Regions from separate parts of the Homo sapiens genome. Here region 1 is linked to region 2. Evidence: chromatin loops called from intact Hi-C (ENCODE). Cell type or tissue: K562. All regions are shown on one strand. Links, peaks and the distances in the headings refer to the core of each region. The heading gives the core; the rest is flanking DNA.

Region 1 (11,518 bases), core at 2,203-10,202, 150 kb after region 2:
CCACATAGGATTGTAGCCGTCTCATATTGGCTTCTTTCACTTACCAATGTGCATTTAAGGTTCTTCCATGTCTTTTCATGGCTTGAGAGTGCATTTCTTTTTAGCATTGAATAATATTCCCCTGCCTGGATGTGCCACAGTTTATCTATGTATTCAACTACTGATGACCATCTTGGTTGCTTCCAAGTTTTGGCAATTATGAATAAAGCTGCCATAAACATTTGTGTGCAGATTTTCATGAGGACATAGTTCTTGTGCAGACATTACTCATTTGGGTAAATACCAAATAGTTTGATTGCTGGATTATATGATAAAAGTAAATTTAGTTTTCTAAGAAACTGCCAAACTGTCTTCCAATGTGCCTGTGCCATTTTGCATTTCCATCAGCAATAAATGAAAGCCCTCGTTGCACCGCATCCTCACCAGCGTTTGGTGTTGTCAGTGTTTTGAATTTTGGCCATTCTAATACACGTGTAGTGGTATCTCATTGTTGTTCTAATTTGCAATTTCCTAATCACATATGATATTGAGCATGTTTTCATTTTCTTATTTGCTCCCTGTATATGTTTGGTGAGGTGTCTGTTCAGGTCTTTTGACCATTTTTTAAATTGGGTTGTTCATTTTCTTATTCTTCAGTTTTAAGAGTTCTTTTTATATTTTGGATAACAGTCCTTTATCAGATGTGCCTTTTGCATATTTTCATATTTTATTCCAGTCTGTGGCTTGTCTTCCCATTCTCTTGACAGCATCTCTTGCAGGTTTTTTTTTTTTTTTTGCAGAACACTGCAAAAATGTTCTTCCTTTTTAAAATATACCTTTTCAAGCTAAATTCCACTTTTAAATTGCTTTAGCAGAAATATTAACTATCCAGAAATGTCTTCCCAGTCCACAGAAATAGGATTTATTTTATTTGTATTTCCTGAACTTATGAATTAGTAGAAATAGAAGTTAGAAAAATCACCTGTGTTCAAATTTGAGTTATAACTTTGAATGTGCATTTCAAATATTCATTGAGGGAATGTCCTGGGGTGGCAGACTTCAACCCTGTTTCCTAAATTTTGCTATATCTCATGCCATAGGTTAAGGGACTTCAACTAATATCCCACAAGTGCATAGGATATGACATTTATTTCTCACCGAGTATACCTACTGTCACGGCAACCTTCGCCAGCGGAATGTAGACTAAGTAGATGGTGAGGTGTTTAGTCTGGGGAACTAAGTGTATGTGTGTGAGTGAGGAACACTTTCCTGAGAAGATTAGCTGGAACCTAAGAAAGGTTTCCTGTCTCCTAGAAGATGGGAGGATTTTGCCTCATGAGTATTTGCGAGAAAGTGGTTAAGGCAATAAGGAGCTCTGGTCACAGGATGACATGGTGCTAGGAAGGGGCCAAGTATAGAGTATGACAACTGTGGATCTTTTTATATATGTGGTCCCTTTTACAGAGGCTGAGATATGGTGCTGGAGGCTGTGTTATAGTTATTGTTGACTTGTTTGGTGATGTTTCTCTATGAGTTTCTTCTAGTGAGTTGTCTCCAAATGCTAGAATTTGAAAGTGCAATAAGAAGTTCCAGAAGCTATAGGGCCAGTACAGGTAGACCACAAAACCTAACAACCATCAGACCCTATAATATTTTCAGTCTGTAAAGAAAGACTGCATTATGCATACTCTCCTAGACCTGTGAAAGGAGAAATCATGAAATAACCTTCATTAAAAAATTTTCCTGGCATAGGCTAAGAAAATCGAGTATCATGTTCTATTATGGCAATTGGCATAAATATTGGAAATGAAGATCATGTTCCAGGGATTGATAATCTTAAATACATGCCATGTGAGAAATAGTCCAAGGGACCAGGCACATTTATTCAAAGATGAATTGGTGATGGTAGGAATATGAAAACTTATAGCAAACTTTCAAATATCTAATGAACTGTCATATATATTAGGAGGGAAGAAATTTGTTCCAAGAAAGGGAAAAACTAGGACCAATAGACATTGCAGATAGATAGACTGATATTGTTTCAATGTAAAGGAAAATTAGTGTCTGAGAAGGTAGTGCATCCTTTTTCAATTTACAGCAATTGGAAAATGAAATAATGTTTACAGCCCATGGTGAAAAAGAGTAGCACAGCGGTTCCCACCTGCCTAAGGGCTGAGATGATTAATATCTTGCCAACCTGTAACCCAGTCCCAGCACAGTGATTGGGAAGCTCTGCATTGATGGGATTGCTGGTCTCTGAAAATAGTAAATTCCCCACCTTAGGAACCCTTCAAGTAGAGCCTGGAAACAACCTGGATGGCGGTGTTGTAATGGCAATTTTAAAATGCTTTTAAATGTATGTACTTTTTATTACAGTTTCATAAGTTCTGACAAATGCACAGATTCACATAATCACCACTGTGATCAACACACAGAACAGTTCTACCATCACCCCAAAATTATTTTGAGCTACTCTTTTGTAGTCACACCTATTCCCATTCCTAAGCTCTTGCAACCACTGATCTGCTCTCTATCCCTATAGTTTTGCCTTTTCCAGAAGGTCATATAAGTGAAATCACACAGTAGCTAGCCTTTTGAATAAGGTTCCTTTCACTTAGCTTAGTGCATTTGAGATTCATCCACACTGTTGACTCATCCATGGTTTGTTCCTTTTTATTGCTGAGTAGTAGTTGATTGTATGGTTGTGCCACCATGCCCATTCATTCACCAGCTGAAGAATACTCGGGGGACTTCTGGCTTCTAGCCCAACATTTTAGGAGATTAGAAGTCATCACTTTAGGCCAGGTGTGGTAGCTCATGCCTGCAATCCCAGCACTTTGGGAGGCCGAGGTGGGCAGATCACAAGGTCAGGAGATCGAGACCATCTTGGCTAACACGGTGAAACCCCGTCTGTACTGGGAAAAAAAAAAAAAAAAAAGCTGGGCGTGGTGGCAAGCAACTGTAGTCCCAGATACTTGGGAGGCTGAGGCAGGAGGATGGCGTGAACCCGGAAGGTGGAGCTTGCAGTGAGTTGAGCTCCCGCCACTGCACTCCAGCCAGGGCGACAGAGCAAAACTGTCAAAAAAAAAAAAAAAAAAAAAAAAGTCATCACTTTATCCTAACAAGTAAAAAGCTGAACAAACTGAAAACTAACAGCTCTTCTTAGCTCCATGAAATAATTGAAATCACAGGACAAACCGCTCTCCCCAATTTGGGCAGAGAATGGATCAAAGAACCCACAATTTACTGGAGCAGAAATCTCAGTGGGAACTAGTGTTGAGTTAATTTAACCAGTACATTATAGCTGGCTTTAAACAAAAAATTACAAGAACATGCTAATAAGCAAGAAACAGAGTTTGAAGAGACAGAGCAAGCATCAGTATCAGACTCAGAAATGACAGGGATGTTTGAATTATTAGAACAGGAATTTTAAACAATTATGATTAATATATTAAGGAGTCTAGTGGAAAAAGTACACACTATGCAAGAACAGATAGGTCATGTAAGCAGAGAGATGAAAATATTAAGAAAGAATATAAAATAAATGTTAGAAATCAACTCTGTAATCAAAATGAAGGACTTTGATGGGCTTACTAGCCAACTGGACACAGCTGATGAAAGGATCAGTGAGCTTGAGGCTATGTCAATAGAAACTTCCCAAACTGAAAAGCAAAGGAAAAAAAGACTTATGATAAGTGGAACATAATATCCAAGAACTGTAGGACAATTATAAAAGATTTAAAGAACATACAATGAGAACACCAGATGAAGAGAGAAAAAGAAACAGAGGAAATTCTTGAAGCAGTAAAGACTGAAAAGTTCCCAAAATTAATGTCAGACACCAAACTACAAATACAGGAAGCTCAGAGAACACCAAGCAGGATAAAGGGCTGTTATTTGGTTTGTTTCCAGTTTGGGGGCAATTATGAATAAATATGCTACAAATATTAATATACAGCATTGTTTTTTGTACACATAACTCTTCATTTTTGAAGGTAAATATCTGAGTGGAATTTCTGGGTCATATGGTAAGTCTATGTGCAAGTTCATAAGAAACTCCCGAATCATGTTTCAAAGTGCCTGTGGGTTCCCACTAACCACGTCCAGTTGCTCTGCATCTTCACCAGCGTTTGCTGTGATCAATCTCATTTTGCTGTTTCTTAAGTTTTAGCCATTTTAACAGATGTGTAGTGGTATTTCAGTGTGATGTTAATTTGCATTTCTCTAATAAATAAATAATGATGGTGAGCTTTTTTTTTTTTTTTTTTTTTTTAGACGGAGTCTCTCTGTCACCAGGCTGGAGTGCAGTGGCGCTATCCCAGCTCACTGCAACCTCTGACTCCCTGGTTCAAGTGATTCTTCTGCCTCAGCCTCCCAAGTAGCTGGGATTACAGGCATACACCACCACGTACAGCTAATTTTTGTATTTTTAGTAGAGACAGGGTTTCACCGTGTTAGCCAGGATGGTCTTGATCTCCTGAACTTGTGATCGGCCTGCTTCAGCCTCCAAAGTGCTAGGATTACCGGCGTGAGCCACAGCGCCCGGCTGATGTTGAGCATTTTTTAACGTGCTTTTTTGCTAACTATACATCTTGTTCAGTGAAGTGACTATTCAAATCTTTTATCCATCTAAAAATTGGATTGTTTTCTTATTGTAGAGTTTTGAGAGTTTGTTGTATGTTCTGGAAACAAGTCAAAGGTGCTGTTAAAATAATCCGGAGAATGTTGACTTTTGTTTATTTTGGTAGGCAACCAGGCTGGTTAAGTTCATACCACAAGTTGTGTCTTGCCTTCTGAGGGTGGTGGTTCCAATGTCAAAGCCAAGAGGTAAAGAAGGAAAGAAAAACCCAGTAAGCTCCCTGGCATACAAGCTATTCTTCTCTCAGGTAATAGTGTTTGTATTCTGCCCAGAGATTTTAGTTATAATCAGTGGAGGAGATAGGCTGTAATGGGCTTACTTTGTCGTGTTTAGCACTAGTTCTGTAATGGCAATTTAAATACTGGACAGTGATTTTCCCAGATCATTAGTCATCAAACCTAGCAACAAATCAGAATTACCAGAGACACTTTGTTTGTTTATTTACATAATTTTTTTGAGACAGGATCTTACTCTGTCACCCAGGCTGGAGTGCCGTGGTATAATCATGGCTCACAGTATCCTCTACCTTCTAGGTTTAAGTGATCCTCCCACCTCAGCCTTCTGAGTAGTTGGGATTACAGGCATGCACCACCATGACCAGGTAATTTTTAAAATATTTTTTGTAGAAATGGGTCTCACTATGTTGCTCAGGCTGGTCTCAAATTCCTGGGCTCAAGTGATCTTCCTGCCTCGGACACACAAAATGCTGGCATTACAGGTGTAAGCTACCATGGCTGGCTTCCTGGGAAGCTTGAAATAATATAGATTTAAGGGTTCTACCCTAGACCCATCTCCATTAGAAGCCCAAGAATCTGTCAAAGATGCTTTCTGGTGTTTCTAATACAGCCAACCTGGGACTGATTTGGGGGCCCAAAGTCAGGGTTAAGCTTGGAAGTTTGTGAAGCCCTGGATAAGACGATCTCCAGGGTCCTTTCCAGCCCTGAGATCCTTAGGCTCTATATTATTCAGAATATCCCATTCACAAAGATGCTTGTTAATGAGGTGCCATTCTATTCATTTCTCTCAAAATTTCAGCTGAAGCTGTAGATCACATAGGTCATCTTGACAAAGGTCCCAGAGAAGATTAAAAATATGTAACTGATAGCAAGGTCAAGATATTAAAACCAAAAGGAGAACGGATGGTCTCCCAATCTGTAAGATTAGTTTCATGGAAATAACAACTTCTTGCAATAATAGCGGCAATAAAATTTAAATCTGCCTTATATAGTGTTTGCCAAGAGGAATATCATGTGTGCTCAAGTCCGAAGATTAGTGGTTTCATTAAGAGCCTCCTTTCCTCCCTAGGATCAGCTCTTTCCCATACATTTGATAAAACTCTTTTGGTTGAGCGCAGGTTCTGCTTATGTGCTAGGAATCGCCAGAGAGTTTGAATTTGCTTTTCATAAAAATTTATTTCTAAGGACCTCAGAAATCATCTCCTTGGGATCACTTCTATAAGGATGCAAGAGGAAACCAGCCCTGACAGGTTAAGTGCCTTATTAGCGAGTCTGAACTGGGGCTTGAAGCCAGATTTTGGCTCCTAGGTTGTGCATGTCTTACTTCTCTGAGTTGAGTCAAGTGAGATGTTGGATGCAGAGCCTCTGAGCATGTTAACAACAACAGGTCAGATAGCTGCAGTTGGCAGTGGCTGAGCTCCATGCAAGGCATTTGTAAAGGGTGCTTTGACCTAAAATGTTTCAGCTCCTGGATTTGCAGCTATGAAAATACTGGCAACTAAAATGGCTCAGAACTTGCAAAGTGCCAACTTGCTGGCACATCGTATTCTCTGGGCACTGGGAAGTGGATGGCCCTTGGCTCTCTCTGGAAATTTTTTCGCCCCATTTCCTCTCAAAAGTGCCACATGGTATTGTATAGCCAGGGCTTAATCAGGTGAAGCGGAATCTCTATGAGTTATGAAGTAAATGATTTCTTACAGAAATCAGATCTTACACAATTGTGAGAGAAACTGGGGGAATAAAGGTTGGAAAGGGCTCGTTGGAAGATCGGAGTCGCAAACCGGACAATCTGAGAAGCTGAGCATGTCCAGCCACCACAGAGGGACTGTGCGGGAGGAGCTGGTGGTAGAGGAATATATAGGGGGTTGGTGCCTCTGTGGGTCTGCATGGAAGCTTCTGGTGACAGGGCTGGAGCAGCTGCTCTTCAGCAGGACCCGCCCTCAGGAGGAGGCTGTGGACAAAACCTGGAGGACAGCCAGGCAGCTGGAGTCAGGGACACTTTTGTGTCGTCATTGCATCACATTGCCCTGGCCTTCTGAGAGGAATGGTGGTTGTTTCCTTTCTCCCTCCAACATGGTGTGCAAACTCCTCTTTGGTGCTCAAAATCACAACCATAACATGAAGGGGTTTTCGTGAAATGTTCTGGCTTAAGCAACTTGATACGGAATAAATCACCTCAAGTTTAGAGCCTGAAATAGCAACAGCGGCCACGCCTTGGGACTAATGCCATGGAAGCACTGTTCTCATTTGCCATGAACAATCTGGAATCAGCCTGCCTCACCACAGTCTGAACACGCATGACGATGCCAGGCGGCCCAAGCTCTGGAGTGCGGGCCTCAGCTCCAGGCACAGCTGCACGCACACGCTGGCGCTGCACAGGGTCTGTCCCTCAAGCTTTCTGAAATTAACTTCCTCAAAATGGGGCCAATAATAACTACCTCGCAATACTCTTTGGAAGTAGATATAATAGTAGATGCTCAATAAAAATTATTCCTTTTCTCTCCCAAGTGCCACTTGTTCCCCTGGGTCATATAGGACCTGTCCTCTTTCTCAGAATGTCTCCAGGTAGAAATGACTTTATCAAACTCCAACTTGTTCAACCCGCCTTATTTTGCTGTTGTTCTGTTTTGTTTAGTTTTAGGCTTTGAGCAGCCTGAAGCTATGGTTTTTAGTTTCTGTCTCTAGTGATAAGCAGAAAAGAGGGGTGAGAAAGGGGCTTTACTGGTTCAACTAGAAATAGAAACTAAGAGCCCATGAGTGTATTCTCTCCCTTGGACGCCGCTGGAAGTGTTGAATTTTGATAATGAATATAGGTATGTAATTTATATTTAGCATTCCTGGCATTTCATCGTGGTCCTAGTTGCAAGTATTGACAAGTTCCAGTTTGTTGGATAGTGATAAAAAACACTGATTGGCATGGGAAACATCTGCCATCAATTCATAGCCTTTTCCTGCAGGAGAGGGATGGAGCCCTTCTTAGGCAGTTAGACCAAAATCTATTGACTTGGACATGCAAGATCTATTGGTTTAGAAAAGTGAGTTTGGTAACATGAGTTCCCTGGGGATCCTTCAATTTTCCTGGGTCAGAAGAGATAAATTACAATTCCATAAAGGTATTTTGCCATATAGGAGGGAAGCAAACATATATATGTACTCATGAATCTTTACATATAAATACATATCTGTACATATTCATATAAAGCAAAAGAGATGCTACATATAATATTTTTAGATATATGTACTTAAAGTCATATAAAAACATATATACATATACATGTCTATCTGAGATATAAATAATACATAAGGTAGGATAGAGGGGCAAGACAAGTAGAAGCTGATATCAAAGTTGGAGACAGACAACCACAAAAAAAAAAAAAGAACTTGAAAAGGAAAATATTCTGGAGCCATTAATTTGAAAAAGATGTGGACCTATACATTTATTAGCCCCTGAAGGCATTACGGTATCATAGGTGGCTTAAACTGTGTTTGTTGAATTTGAATTTAACAAAGCAACAGTGCTCATGAATTTCTGAAATGTGAAGAAAAGTTTAAATTATAGTCAAAGTACAGTGCTCTATTTAGGAAATGGGGAGCTATATTATCATTTTAGAAAGATTTTAATTCATAGTAACAAAATTGTTCTTATTCACGATGAACTTCTAGAAGATTCACACATAGAGGATATTTTTATGAAACAAAATAGGATAATATAGGCATTGTTTTGCATGACACAGTGCTGAGCATATGGTAAAAACTAGTAAATACTTGAAAAAGAATTCAGTATATACAGGGCCTTTTAAAAATGCACTTGATTACTTGACTGCTGGAGGACACGATAATATATTCCTTACCTACATTTTTCTACAAAATGTTGACAATCATAACAAGTCCTCATTTAGCCGCTGATTTGATTGAGCAAGTCACTGGCCTGTGTTCACTCAAATGGGAGACTAAAATGTAAAACTACTTCCTAAAAAGTTGACTAAGAAATTGATACCTTTTGTCAACCTAAAATAATAACACATTTCCTTTGAGCTTATCTCTTATTTTAAGCCCTCAAGATATGAAAACTACTACTGATAAGTACTGTAAAGAATCTGCAGTCAACTCACATTCTTTTATATAATTAGTAGGATTGCTCAGGCAGCTTATCTGCTTTAAGTTCTGAAAATCTCTTTATCCTTTATCTTCAGAAACACTAATCACTTGGGAAGGACAAGACTGAGAGAACTTGCTTTAAAGTCGATTAACAAATTTTTTTTTCATCAAATTCTATTGCTTGAGTTTCCTGGGTTTCTTGAATCTATTAGTTCAACTACTTCCCTTTCTGGTATCTGAAATTGTACTTTACATCCACTTGAGCATAGGTGAGTTGCTTGCATTTCCTGGCGAGATAAGCATTTCTGAAGGCCTTTTCTATTCATTCTTTGGCTGACTTTTGCCAGGCCCAGGGAACAGGGAACAACTAGTCTGAGAACTAGGAAGCCTTTGCTCTGGGTTTCCTTCTGTGATCTGGTAAGAGCCCTTTGGCTACCAGCCACAGAAATGACTGGCAACATTAAGCAAAAGAAACTCTTGGAAGGATAGCAAAGGCCCAGACTCAGCGGATGGCTGAAAATCTGGTTTGAAGATGGGCTGGTGCCATGGCCACTTCAGAGGCTGGGAAGCAGGAGCCTCAGCAACAGTTGCAGCAGGGACAGACAGCAAGAACAACACTGCTAGGATGAGATGGAACATCCAATCCCGGGGGGCTGGCCCAGGCTGGATGTTACATTTACAGTCCACTGGGCTCCATCCAACATGGAAAATGTCATTCCTTAGAGGAAATAAGGAGGCAGTTTGGGAAAAGAAACTTTTCCCATTGCATGCTGGCCAGATAACTTTGTCCACTACTGTGCTACTACCTAGTATCTTTAAAGTTGCTTCCAGCTTTGAAAACAAATGGAGAGTGCTTCTCCCATTAAAGCCGTTGGAATTACCACGTCTTAGCGATGTTTCCTTCTATGAATGCCTGTGAAACCAATGAACAATAATAGGACAAACCTGGAAGACTTTTGTGAACAATGGGGGTTTATGTGGCTATAATAGTTATCTATTGCTGTATAACAGTATTAGCACAAACTTATATCTTAAAATACATGTTTATTGTCTCATAGTTTCTGTGTGTCAGGAATCCATACATGGCTCAGTTTGGGTCCTCTGTAGGGTCTTATAAGGCTGCGATCAAAGTGGAACTGGGAGCTGTGGTCTCATCTGAGGCTTGACTGGGGAAAGAGCCACTCTGAGCTCATTCAGGTTGTTTGCAGAATTTGTGGCCATATGCAGGACTGATTTGTTTTTTGCTGGTTGTTGGCTACGGCCTGCCTTTTGCTGAAAGGCTGCCCACAGGCCCTTGCCACTTTGGGCCCACCGACATGGCTGCTTTGATTCCTAAAAGCCAGCAAGGGAGAGAGACTACAGCAAGATGGGCACCACAGTCTTATGACATGTGACCACATAACCACACACACAGTCACACGCCCCGTCACCTTTACTGTATCCTATTGGTTAGAAGTAAGTTACAGGTCCCAGCCACACTCAAGGGGAGGGGAGAACACAAGGGTGTAAACACCAGGAGGTGGGGATCAAGGGGCAACCTCACAAACCTGTCAGAGAAGCAGTACTGGGTGGGACAGTGTCCAGAGCTGCCTGGAAATCTAACACCTCCCTTCTTCCTATGCGTCTAATTTCCCCAGGAAGGTAATTCTTTATGTGGAGAATTGATGAGGGGAACAAAACAAAACCTTGGCTTCCAATCTCTCTAGCTCAACCACAGAGGAGAAGTGGGAGGGAGACGTAAGAACCTCCTCAGAGACACAGCAGCTGTCTGTCTTGGTGTTTCTCTCATAGTTCCGTGTAACCAATTAAATCTAGTAGCCTCTACAGAACTATATATTTTGTCTTTATCTACCACTGGGCAACTTATCTTTTCTCTTTATTGCATGGAAATGCTTTATTTATTCATGTGTACATACTATCTTTCTCAACTATAAGCACCTTGAAGGCAGGGGCCATTTCTTAAATCAGAGACCATTCACCTGTTCTCTAAGAAGGATAAAAACAAAGGTACTTTGGAGGAAATAGTTCATATTGGTTCTCTAGTGGTGGAGGAAGAGGGGTTTCTAGGTCAAGGTGCAAATCTGCCCTCTTCTAGCTGTACTTGGTTGTGCAAACAAAACATGTGTATTTGAAAGGGCTGACTTTATTAATGCTCAGATTACCCTGAATCAATGTGCTTGATTCCTACTAGAGCTGCTAGGCATGTCTCTAGAAGTAAATGGGCAATGGATAATGAGGTCCAATAGACATGAGCTGAGACTTGCATACACTAGCAGTGTGACCATGGACTTGTTGCTTTAATCCCTGTGAGCCTCAGTTGTAGCTCACAGATATGATACATTTAAAACGTATAACCCTGTCTACATATAGTAAACATGTAGGAAATAGATACTATGATGCTCCTTTAAGACCCTAACCAGGGAAAGCACTTGTCAATTCTCAAGGTGCAGTTCTTCCCATAACAAACGGGTCAAAGAGATGCACACTTAACACACTGGAACTTGTCCCTTCTCTTGGAGCTCCTGGGGGTTCTCCAGGTGTGGAGGACATTAGAATCCTTACTGCC
Region 2 (11,518 bases), core at 1,228-9,227:
GTTAATTTTCTGTCTCATTGATCTGTCTATTATTGACAGTGGGGTGTTAAGCTCTCCCACTATTATTGTGTGGGAGTCTAAGTCTCTTTGTAGGTCTCTAAGGACTTGCTTTATGAATCTGTGTGCTCCTGTATTGGGTGCATATATATTTAGGATAGTTAGCTCTTCTTATTGAATTGATCCCTTTAGCATTACATAATGGCCTTCTTTGTCTCTTTTGATCTTTGTTGGTTTAAAGTCTGTTTTATCAGAGACTAGGATTGCAACCCCTGTTTTTGTTTTTGTTTTTTTTTGCTTTCCATTTGCTTGGTAAATATTCTATTCCTCCATCCCTTTATTTTGAGCCTATGTGTGTCTTTACACATGAGATGGGTCTCCTGAATACAGCACACCAATGGGTCTTGACTCTTTATCCAATTTGGCAGTCTATATGTTTTAATTGGGACATTTAGCCCATTTACATTTAAGGTTAATCTATTTGATATTTTGTTTTTCTACTTTCATAGTCATTTTTTCATTTCTTGATGCTGACTTGTGTTGTCAATTCTTTCTTTTATGTCTTTAATCCTATTAAGCATGGCAATATTATAATTATCTGATAATTCTAGTGCTAAAGTCTATGTGTGTGTGACTTTACTGTCTGTAATTTCTTCTGGCACTTTCATGTGATTTGTTTGTGATTTTTGACTGTGAGTTGCCACTTGCCTTGGGAGCTTATTTGTGGAAATTCTTTAAGGCCTGAATTGTAGTTGAGTTCTTTTAGAGAGGTCTTCTGTTTTCTTTTTCTAATTGACTGGAGGAACTTCCCAATGTGCTTTCATGTATCAGGTTGTCCTCAGAAACCTCATTTGTCATTTGAAATTTTAGGAAGACCACAGGTTGTATGAATTTGGATCACAATGTGATACTGATTTATGGTTATAAATTCTCAAGAAGAGCTTTTTGTTTTGGTTTTGTTTTGTCTTTTGATGTTGTTGTTGTTGTTTTTGTTTTTGTTTTCCCCAGAGCCAAGTGTGCATCAGGCAGTTTCTTGGCAGTTGTATTTCTCATGAATGAGAATACACTAAAGGTTCGGTCTTTTGAAGTCCTGCATTTTCATGACATTTTCCTGTTAGACTTTCCACCATGAGTTGTTCTAAACTCTTTCATTCCTTTTAAGCTTGTAGCCATAATACGAAATGAGAATCTCCTTCTGAGAAGAAAGGATAACCATTTAGGAAATGAATTGATCACGTCTGTGCTTCAGAAAAGTCTTATCAGGCTGCTGAATGTACAAGATATAGAATATAGATGAAAACATAAATCACTGGTTATACTTCCACATGGAAACAACTGCATAAATACTTTAGTATATGCATACAAAATACACAATTGATATTGTTTTATAATATGTGGTTTATTTCTAATTTGATAATTACTGATTGTGGGATCTCCAACATAAATGGCAACTCTTTTGATCTCAGTTCCCCATCTGTAAAATGGGATGCCTTACAGTTGTGATGAATCTGAAACTAAGAGAACTCTGGTGCCTATGGAGGTTTCTCTCCTCCAAGTACCAAAGAGAGTAGAGAGCTCAAATAGGCCTCTCTCTGAGGCCAAACTTGGATTCCAGGATGACTCTCATCTTTTAGATCCTTAGTGGCTTCCAGAGTTTTCATAACTATGATGAAGTCATCAACCTAGGCCCCTCTCCATGGCTTACAATGTGATATTTCAATATATGTATACAATGTATAATGATCAAATTGGGTTCCTTAACATATCCATCACCACAAACATTTATCATTTCTTTGTGTTGGGAATATTCAAAATATACTCTTCTAGCTATTTAAAAATATACAGTAAATTGTCATTAATTATAATCACCCTACATTGCCCTAGGACTCTACAACTTATTTCTCCTATCTAGCTGTAATTTTGTATCTGTTAGCCAAAATTAGGCTATCCATCTGTCCATCCTTCCCAGCTTCTAGTAACCTCTATTCTACTCTCTATTTCTATGACATCAACTTTTTCAGCTTTCACATGTGTGAGAACATGTGGTATCTGTCCTTTTGTGCCTGAATTATTCCACTTAAAATAATGTCCTCCAGACTCATTCACGTTGCTGCAAATGACAAGATTCTTTCTTTTTTGTGGCTGAATAGTACTCCCTTGTGTATATGTACCACATTGTCTTTATCCATTCATCTGTTGATGGACACAGGTTGAGTCCATATCTTGACTATTGTGAATAGTGCTGCAATAAGCATGAGAGTGCAGACATCTCGTCAACATATTGATTTCCTTCCCTTCAGATATATATCCAGTAGTGGGATTGCTGGATCATGTGGTAGTTCGATTTGTAGCTTTCTGAGGAAGCACCGTACTGTTTTCCATAATGGCTGCACTAATTTGCATTCCCACCAACTGTGTATAGGAGTTCCCTTTCTCTGCATCCCCACCAGCATTTATTTACTTTTTGTCTTCTTGATAACAATCATTCTAACTGTATTAATATGATATCTCATTGTAGTTTTGATTTGCATTTCTCTGATGATTAGTGATTTTGAGCATTTTTTTCATATACCTGTTGTCTATTCCTATGTATTATTTTAAGAGACGTTTATTTAGCTCATTTGCTCATTTTTAAATTGGATTGTTGGTGGGTTTTTTTGTTTGTTTGGTTGGTTTTTGCTTTTGAGTTGTTTGAGTTCCTTGTATATTCCAGATAGTAATCCCTTGTTGAATAAATAGTTTGCAAATGTTTTCTCTCATTCTGCTAGTTGTCTCTTCACTCTGATGATTGTTTCTTTCACTGTGCAGGAATTTTTTAGTTTGATACAATCCTATTTGTCTAGTTTTGCTTTTGATCCATGTGCTTTTGAGGTCCTCTTCACAAAGTCTTTGCCCACACCAATGTTCTGATACAATGTTTTTGTTTTCTTCCAATAGTTTCATAGTTTAAGGTCTTATATTTCAGTCATTAATTCATTCAGAGTTGACTTTTGTATATAAGAGATAGGGATCTAGTTTAATTCTACTGCATGTGGATATCCAGTGTTTCCAGCGCCACACTATGAATATTTGTTCACTTAATGGTGTCCCATAAGTCTTATAGGCTTTCTTCACTATTTTTCATTCTTTTTTTTTTCTCAGACTGGATAATTTCAAATGATCTGTCTTTGAATTTAGAGTTCTTTCTTCTGCTTGATCAAGTCTATTGTTGAATCTCTCTATTGTATTATTTATTTTATTCATTGAATTCTTCAGCTTCAGGGTTTGTTTATTTTTTTAAAAAATCCACCTTCTGTTAAATTTCTCATTCATATCATGAATTGTTTTCCTGATTTTGTTAAATTGTCTATCTGTATTTTTTGTATCTCATTGAGTTTCCTTAAAATCATTATTTTGAACTCCTTTTCCAGAAATTTTTAAATTTCATTTTTAGCAGAGTCTGTTACTAGAGGGTTATTGTATTCCTTTAGTGGTGTCGTATTTCCTTGCTTGTTTATGTTTCTTCTGTCTCTGCATGATGTTTCTTGTATCTGTGCATCTGATGGAACATTTACCTCTTCCAAACTTTCTAGAATCATCTTTGCAGAGAAAGACTTTCACCTGCAGTTTGGTCTTGGTGTGCTGGTTGGTGAGGACAACTCTGTTTTTGGGTAAGTTGAGTGATATAATCTCTATGCAGCTTCCTCATTTGTTGGCTCACTGAATAACTGTGGGTGCCTCAATGACTTAGGTTGTAGAAGTTTGTGGCGGTGGCAGTAGTGGTGGAGGTTGTTAAAGTCTTCATGAGCGAGGGCTTTTGGGGTCCTCTTATTCTTATTTCCCCCACAGTGTGGAGACTTAGCTGAGAAAATCCTTCTCGGTATCAGGTCGGACATGGCCTACATGCAGCTGCAGTGGTACTAGGTTCCAGGTGAAGGTGCTTAGAGCATTTGTGGGGTTGGGGTCCTAGGCTCAGTGTATCACAAACCTATTGTGGCACCTGGATCTTGTGGTGCAGGTTTGCTCTCTGTGTTTATTGGATGTAGGTTGTCCAGAGAGCCGTGATCTGGGACTCTGAGGCACCTTTAGCAGTTTGGGCTCAGGGGCTGGGTTGTAGCTGCAATTCTACTTCTAGGGGCCAGGGCAAAGAACTGGTCTGACTCAGGAGAAGAAGGAGTGCTCTGGAGGTTTGGGCCTGGGGAGCAGAATATGGCTGCAATTCAGGACCCTGAGCCAATAGGGCTTGGTGGCAACTCAGGTGTCAGGGATGAGGAACCATGTGGTGACTCTAGACCTTGGAGATGGTGGGGTATATTTTAGACTCTGTGAGGCCAGGTACAATGGCAGCGAGGACCCTAAAATGTCAGAGCACAACTGTTGTCTTGGCCCTGGGGGGCAAGGAGCAGCACAGCAAAGACTCCACTTCCTGAGGAGTGAAGTCTGACACTTAACTTTTTGCAATACTCATTGTGTGAACTTTAAGAAGCTCCTTAACTTTCCTGGATCTCTATTCCTCATTCCTAAAATAGGACTAATCCTGTAGTTCTCCAAGGGTGTTTTGAGAGTCATTTGGTTAACTTTTGCATGCTTCATAAATGACGGTATTGGTTAGTCCTGAGTCTTCTGCATAATAACTGTTTGATATTGAATAAGCTATTTTCTCTCTCAGAGCCCCAATTTTGAAATCTGTTAAATACATATAAGATATGCCTCATAGAAGTATCAAATTAAATTGTAAATTAAGCAATATAAAGCAACTGGTACAATGCCTAGCTGATAGATGCTTGATAAATAGTACCCCTGTTATTCTAATTCAAATTTCACTGCCAAGTTTTGAGTTAAATTTAGAGTTTCAACTTCATCAAAATTTTACTGTTATATACTTTAATGAGGAATTTTTTAAGGGATTCTGAAGCAGGGAGCACAAAGAGCAAGCTCTTAACATTTTGGCTTCCGGTTGCCGAAATATTTAATACCACATCAGATTGTGAAGGGATAGAAAAGAAATGTAATGTTACCACATTACGTCACTAGGTGGTAGTCAAGGATCATTGCTTTGTTAGTATGCGGTAACCCTTGACTGGCCAGCAGGGGGCCCATGTCAATGACATTGCTGGAAAAAGTTTGGGATCTCAAGCCGATGTGTGTTTGTGCGTGGTGTGTGTGCCTGCGCGCAAGAGGGAATAGGGAGGGAGGGTGAGGACAGAGGGAGGGAACAGGAAGATGAATCCAAGTGAGACGAATGCCCTGTGAAGTTTGGGAACCGGTCTCTACTCACTGTCTACTTACCCACGCCAATTTTCTTTTCTTTTCCTTTCTATTTTTTTTTTTTTTTTTTTTTTTGACAAAGTTTCCCCCTGCACCCAGGCTGAAGTGGAGTGGCAGGATCATAGCTCGCATCTCCAAACTCCCGGGCTCAAGCCGTCCTCCCACCCCAGCCTCCCGAGTAGCCAAGATTATCCATCCCAATTTAAAGTAGAGCAATGAAGGGGACCCATGTAATTTTTGCAACCTGAGCATTCATGGATGGCAGCATGTACAGCAGCTCCTGCGAGTGTCTATTAATCAACCACTGAAATGCTGGTCTCAAATCCCGATCTACTAAGTCTGTGAATCCAGGTTAGGACTACTAATTTAATCTTACTGTCATGTTGCTTAACCTTACTAGTCAGTCCTTGGCTTCCCCATCAGTAAGATGGCTGTTGTGAGGTATTCAAGGTGCACATGTGAGTGCTTAGCACATGCTTAAAGCCGTGTGACATCAGAATGTGCCCTCTGTCATCGTCAGGACCATCTTTATTATTTCACCGACTTTCCCAGTCTTCCACAGGGTTTCTGAAGCTTGCTCCTAAAATCCCAATCCCCAAGGCCAGCTGAAACTGCTCAGCACGTGTCTGCCACGTTAGGCTTTGGGGCAGGGCAATAGCCTGAGGACAGCAGATGGAAGCACTGGGCAAAGACACGGTGCCTGCACCTGCTGCTATGCGATGGAGGGAGGTACGCCCCAGGTTCCCTTCTGTTCCTGCTCCTCTGTTAGAGCGGATACCTCATGTGAACATGGGCTGGAGACTCGATAGCCCTATAGAGATGGAAAGGGTTATTACTTCTGGTATAATTCTGTCATTTGTTGGGAAACAAAAGAGTAAGTCTTACTGCCCATTACGTCTCAGTAACAACAACTGATCTCCATGTCTTTCTGACTTTCAGGGAGCCCCAGTGACCTTCACGTCACCCTCTTCTCCCCAGGTTCCTTCAGGCCTGGCTGCCATCTGGCAAGTCCTGCCTGTCTGGTTTTCCCAGGCTTCCCTCTGCCAGTGTTTGGCCAGGGCGGGCCAGGGAGAGGCTGTAGGGACCAGCTGCCAGGGGTGGGCAGGGTGTGTCTGACCCCACGGTGGAGGGTTGGGCAGCCAGGGAGGAGGGCATAGTGTGGAGGTCTGCGTCAGTGAAGACTTGGGTGCAGTGAAGGCCTATAGCTCAGGAGGCTGAGGGCGACTCCCTGAAGGTTGGGCTGGTCCCAGGCTTTGCTTGTTGGATGGAGGAGACCTGTGGGGCCTCTGTGTCAAACCAGCTCCTGTGTCCAGCCCAAATTTAGAAAATCAGTGTGGGGGAGCCAAGCTTACCCCAATCCACAGATAACTGCACAGTTTGGAGTTATGCTTTGAGAGAGTGAAGGGAAGGACTTGTCGGGGCAGGATGTGTTCCAGAATATAAGGATCCGAACAGTGTGAGCCGTTTCTCACATCCCTCTCAAGTGCTAACCTACTCAGCCTCCAAGCCCATGCTCCGCAGGCCTCTGTGCTCTGCACTCCTCTCTCCTCTTTGCCTTCTGTAGTCCCCTTTACCTGTTAGGCCCCAGAAGGCTCCCGTTTTGGGGTATAACCCAGGTCCTAGGGCACTCCCCTCATCTGAACTCTGTAGCTGCTGCACCTGTCTCCTCTGCTCCTCTAGGCTGAAAGCTCCCTGAGAGCAGGGCCTATGTTATTCATTCATGGATTCACTCATCCATTTCTTCAATGAATATTGATTGTGCACTCCTTGCTACTTGATAGGCCTTGTTTTAGGTGCTGGAACTGGCACACTGGGTGAGGTCTGAAATTCAGCTCCTGACTCCTGGCCCAGTGCTCTTCCCAACAGATTCCCATCCCCACCTACCTCACCCAGAGCCCAGCCTCCTGGATATAGGTCAGGGAAGCAGTGCCCAGAGCACCACCTTCCCCTCAGGACCCTGATAGGATATTGCCTGCAGCATTTTCCAGCAGGCACAAAGGGCTGAGAGGTACATCTTTGCAGTTTCCTTCTTCCCCTAGGACATTCTGGGAACCACAGGGATATGCACTACCCTTTCCTTCCTTTTGCAGGGTGGCGACAGGGACCAGGGCCACACTCACTGGGCCTAGGGGCAACCCTGGTTCAGACACTCCAGGCTACATGACCTCAGATGACTCCTGTAACCCCCTGAAGCCTTGGTTTCCTCATCTCTAAAAAGGTGATAGTGATACAGGAACTAGAAAGAAATTATTTAGGCAGATAGTGAGGGTAAGAGAGTCCTCAGTAAGGTTTCCTTTTAATAAAAAGCAGCCCCTAACTTGTTTCTTTTCTAAGAAAAAGCAACCTGAAAAATCAAGCTGCAAGCATAGATAAGCAAGCTAAAAGCTCACATAGGTAAATACTGGCAGCTGTGGCAATAGAAAAGCGATATCTGGAAGCCAGGTATATTCAACACGGAGGTTCCCTCTTCCCTTTCCTTTGTCACCACATGTGCAGTAAAAAGCAGGCAACATGGCACCGGCCAGGTAGAGACCCCATCTGCATAATAAAAGATTAGGGTGGGATGACCAGCTTCTTTGCATGCTATGCAAACAGCACACCTGGTTTGACCAATCTCTCATGCCCTATGTCAATCAGACACTGCCTCCTCAAGCTCATCTACAAAACGCCTCCATGCATTTCACCGTGGAACTGGAAGATCCAGTCCGGAGCCCCTCTCTCTGCAGGAGAGAGTTTTTCTCTTTTCTCTTTCTTTCACCTATTAAACCTCTGCTCTTAAACTCACTCCTCGTTTGTGTCCATGTCCTCGATTTCCTTGGAATGAGGCAATGAACCTCGGTTATTGCCCCAGACCAATGGCACCACTTTGATACCAAGAGTATCTTCTCCCTAAGGTGTTTTGAGAATTCTTTGATTCTGTGCCTTCAATAAATGGTAGCTCCTGTCCTCCCTGCCCCCACCCCACAAGCCTGAGGACTGAAGTCAACTCCTGTCCATGGCAAATCAGGCTCCTGCTTAGCAGACTCGGAGCTACAGGAAGCCCCGTCTCCCTCTTCTAGTGCTCAGCCCTAGCGAGAGTAACAACAATAATAATAGTTATTATAACAATGTTGATCTTTTTGATAGCACTTGCTTTGTGTCAGGCACTGTTGTAAGCACTTTACATTTATTAACTCATTTACTGTTTGGTACAATCATATGAAGTGGTATCATTATCATCCCCCTTTTTCAGATGATGAAACCTAGAGAGGTTAAGCAACTTGCCCAAGATCACACAGCTGATAAGTAGCCATTAGAAATGAAGAGACATGGTTGGGCACGGTGGTTCATGCCTGTAATCCCAGCACTTTGGAAGGCCGAGGCAGGCGGATCACCTGAGGTCAGGAGTTTGAGACCAGCCTGGCCAACATGGTGAAACCCCATTTCTACTAAAAATACAAAAATTAGCCGGGCATGGTGGCACATGCCTGTAATCCCAGCTACTCAGGAGGCTGAGGCAGGAGAATCGCTTGAACCTGGCAGGTGGAGGCTGCAGTGAGCCGAGATCGCACCATTGCACTCCAGCCTAGGTGACAGAGCAAAACTCTGTCTCAAAAAAAACAAACAGAAATCAAGAGACATTCTGGACAGCAGTCAGGCTACATTTGCATATAGTTGGTTGCCACATCAATGGCCAAGGTAAAAAGGTGAGTTGAGAATATACGAACTGGGTCATAAATGATGTGAACACAGCTAAGGACTTTCCCAGGACACCTGGACAGCAGGCCTCTGCCGACTCACCCTCTTTTTGTGCCCACTGAGTTGTGCTGCCTGGCACCTGAAAGGGCACATCAATGTTCTGGAGAAGGAAAAGGATGGCAGGAGAGTAACTGGTCTCTGCTCCCTCTTTGGGGCACACAGGGCTTCCAGAAATTCTTGCAAATGTGCCTGAGCCCACATAGGTGCTCTGAAGTAAAAACCACAGAGCTCACTCACACCCCAGAAGTGTTCCCAAATACATTCCCCCATGAAAATTTTCTCTAATATATTTAACTCTACCCACCCCCCAAACTGCTGATGGCAATTTAAAATATTATTTTCCATTCTGCCTCTGTTCTCATTTGTAGAACAGGGGAAGTCAGAGAAACATGGGCTGAGGGAAAATTCATGAGGACTTAGCCACCTGGGAGGTGTTTCTCAAGAGCTGCCAGTGTCGTTGGCTCAGCCAGGGCTCTTGGCGACATGGAGACAGAGCCAGGAGGGCAGGGCTCATGTCTGCTGTGTCTTGCTTCATTCTTAGGTTCTGTGTAAGAGTCCATTTGGAAACAGCTTCTGTGCTAAAAACAGAATTTGAGGGCTGTTGGGCTAGATAATTCCTAGATTCCATCTTGACTGCTACCTCCTAGGGCTCATTCATTCATTCCTCAAATATCACGCAAATACCAGGAGCTCTGCAGGCACTGAGGATCCAGCAGTGAATAAGAGTTATGGTCTCTGCCCTCATGGACCTCAAATACAATGTGAAAAAAGATGAAAAGTAAGAAAATAATGAATAAATGGAAAAATGACACATTATCATAGCTGCCATGAGGGAAATCAATAGGACAAGGTGATGGAGAGTCACTTGGGGGCTCCTTTGGATGGAGTGGTCAAGGAAGGATTCCCTGAGAAGTTTAAGCTGAGCCCAGGAGGATGAAAAGGAACCAGATTTGTCAAAAACCAAGGAAAAAATGTTCCTGGTGTAGGGAACTGCGAGTGCAAGTGTCCTGAAGCAGGAAAGAGATTAGAGTTTACTGTGGCTGGAGCAGAGGCAGGGATAAGTCAGACCTAAGGGGAGGTTTATTCTAAGTGCAAAGCCATTGGAGAGTTCTAAGCAAGGAAGAGGCACCATCTGATTTTCTCATTTACATTAAGCAGATCACTTTTCTGTGGAGAGGAGAATGCCTTGCAAGGGGCAAGGAGATCCACTAGGAAGCTATTGCAGAAGAGGGTGATAACTAGGGCTGGGGATGGCCATAGGGATGAGGAAAGTGGATGGTTTGAGGCAGAGCCAACTGGATTTGCTGAAGAACTGGCTGTGGGAGGTGGGTGCAGGGGTGAGAATTAAGTCTCCTGAAAGTGTGAAACAGACCCCGTTTTCCTACTTGGATGATATGCGTGCTCCCAGAGGTGCCTCACCCTCCATCCTCACTCACTGGAATACTTCTGTTTGCTTTTGCCACTTGTCACACTGGCTTCTCTGTGCTTGACACCCCAAACTCATTCCTACCTCAAGGCGTTGGCACTGCCTGGGCTGGTTGCCCTGAACTTCCCGTGGTTGGTAACTTCTTGACACTTGGGGCTCAGCTCAGCCATCTCCTCTCCCCTGCCCCAGCTGGCCTTTCTTGAACACACAACTTGTAGCCTGACCCACACCCTCCTCTACTCACTCTATTACATTACCCTGTTTTATGCTCTTTACTTTCATGATCTGGAAAGATCTTGTTCATTTATCTGCTTGGGATTTTCCCCATCTGCTTCCACTAGAATGTAAATTCCATGGGCAGGCAGCCCCTTGTCTGTCTCATTCAGCAGCTCTAAAGGGCAAGGCTGGCTGGGGGTGGCCCTGCAGTGCTAGGCCTCCTCCACAAGAGGGCGCACACAAAGTTTCTTTTCTGCTTTTGTCTAGACAATCTCTCCCGGAGTAAAATGAACAGAAAACAGACTCAAATTGCACACTTTACCTAGCTGGGTACACATGCTCTCATTTTTTTTTATATAGGTTTTTAATGTTTTGTTTGATAGTTTAAAACATGTTTTTCTGTGGAACTTCAGATGTTACCCTGAGACAGGGGAAGGGGGGAATCATAGGGACTCCGTTCCCGTCGGGTACCTCTCCATCGTGTGCTATGCTTAGGCTGGCTTTTGCCCGAAAGAACCTGTACTTATGTCTCCACTAACTGTAGCCAGTGATCTCCAAACAATTGGGACATAAATTAACATTTCCTTGATCCTAAGACCGTACTTGGCAATGACCCACAGATTTCTCAACCAACTGGGTAACTCTTGAGAAGGTTTCAGTTCAGTTTGATGAAAACAGGTGAGGGTTTAACCTATGTAATAATAAAGAACAGACAGTGCTGGTTGGTTATTCATCATTGCTCTATTATTGGAGGTAGCTTGAATTAGTGGAAAGAGCACTGGGAGATGCCAGATGTGGGTGTGAGTCTTCTTTTGAGTCTTGGCTCTGTCCATTTCTAGCTGAATGACTATAACTCTGTGAACCTGTCTCCTTCATTTGTGAGGATGACCAAGC

What was found. Hi-C counts contacts between places; a loop is a spot of excess contacts. Peaks named below come from ENCODE experiments on the same cell type or tissue, not always from the same donor. Only the 100,000 strongest peaks of a DNase experiment are listed, where the experiment ranks them.
Region 1: it touches region 2 in a loop (2.3-fold over the local background); 2 of 110 quality-filtered maps call a loop at or near these places.

What each region holds. Positions count from the first base shown.
Region 1 is chr11:19,212,142-19,223,659 of GRCh38, forward strand. All of the region lies in intron 1 of CSRP3-AS1 (CSRP3 and E2F8 antisense RNA 1), which reads left to right. Among named protein-coding and RNA genes, the nearest start is that of CSRP3, 16 kb to the left of the region's middle. In K562, for the core only: no CTCF peak of the experiment used is centred there; a DNase peak (open chromatin) is centred at 6,800; H3K27me3 peaks cover 2,368 bases.
Region 2 is chr11:19,066,325-19,077,842 of GRCh38, forward strand. No RefSeq gene overlaps it. Among named protein-coding and RNA genes, the nearest start is that of MRGPRX2, 11 kb to the left of the region's middle. In K562, for the core only: a CTCF peak has its summit at 5,031 (motif pointing right); a DNase peak (open chromatin) is centred at 5,057.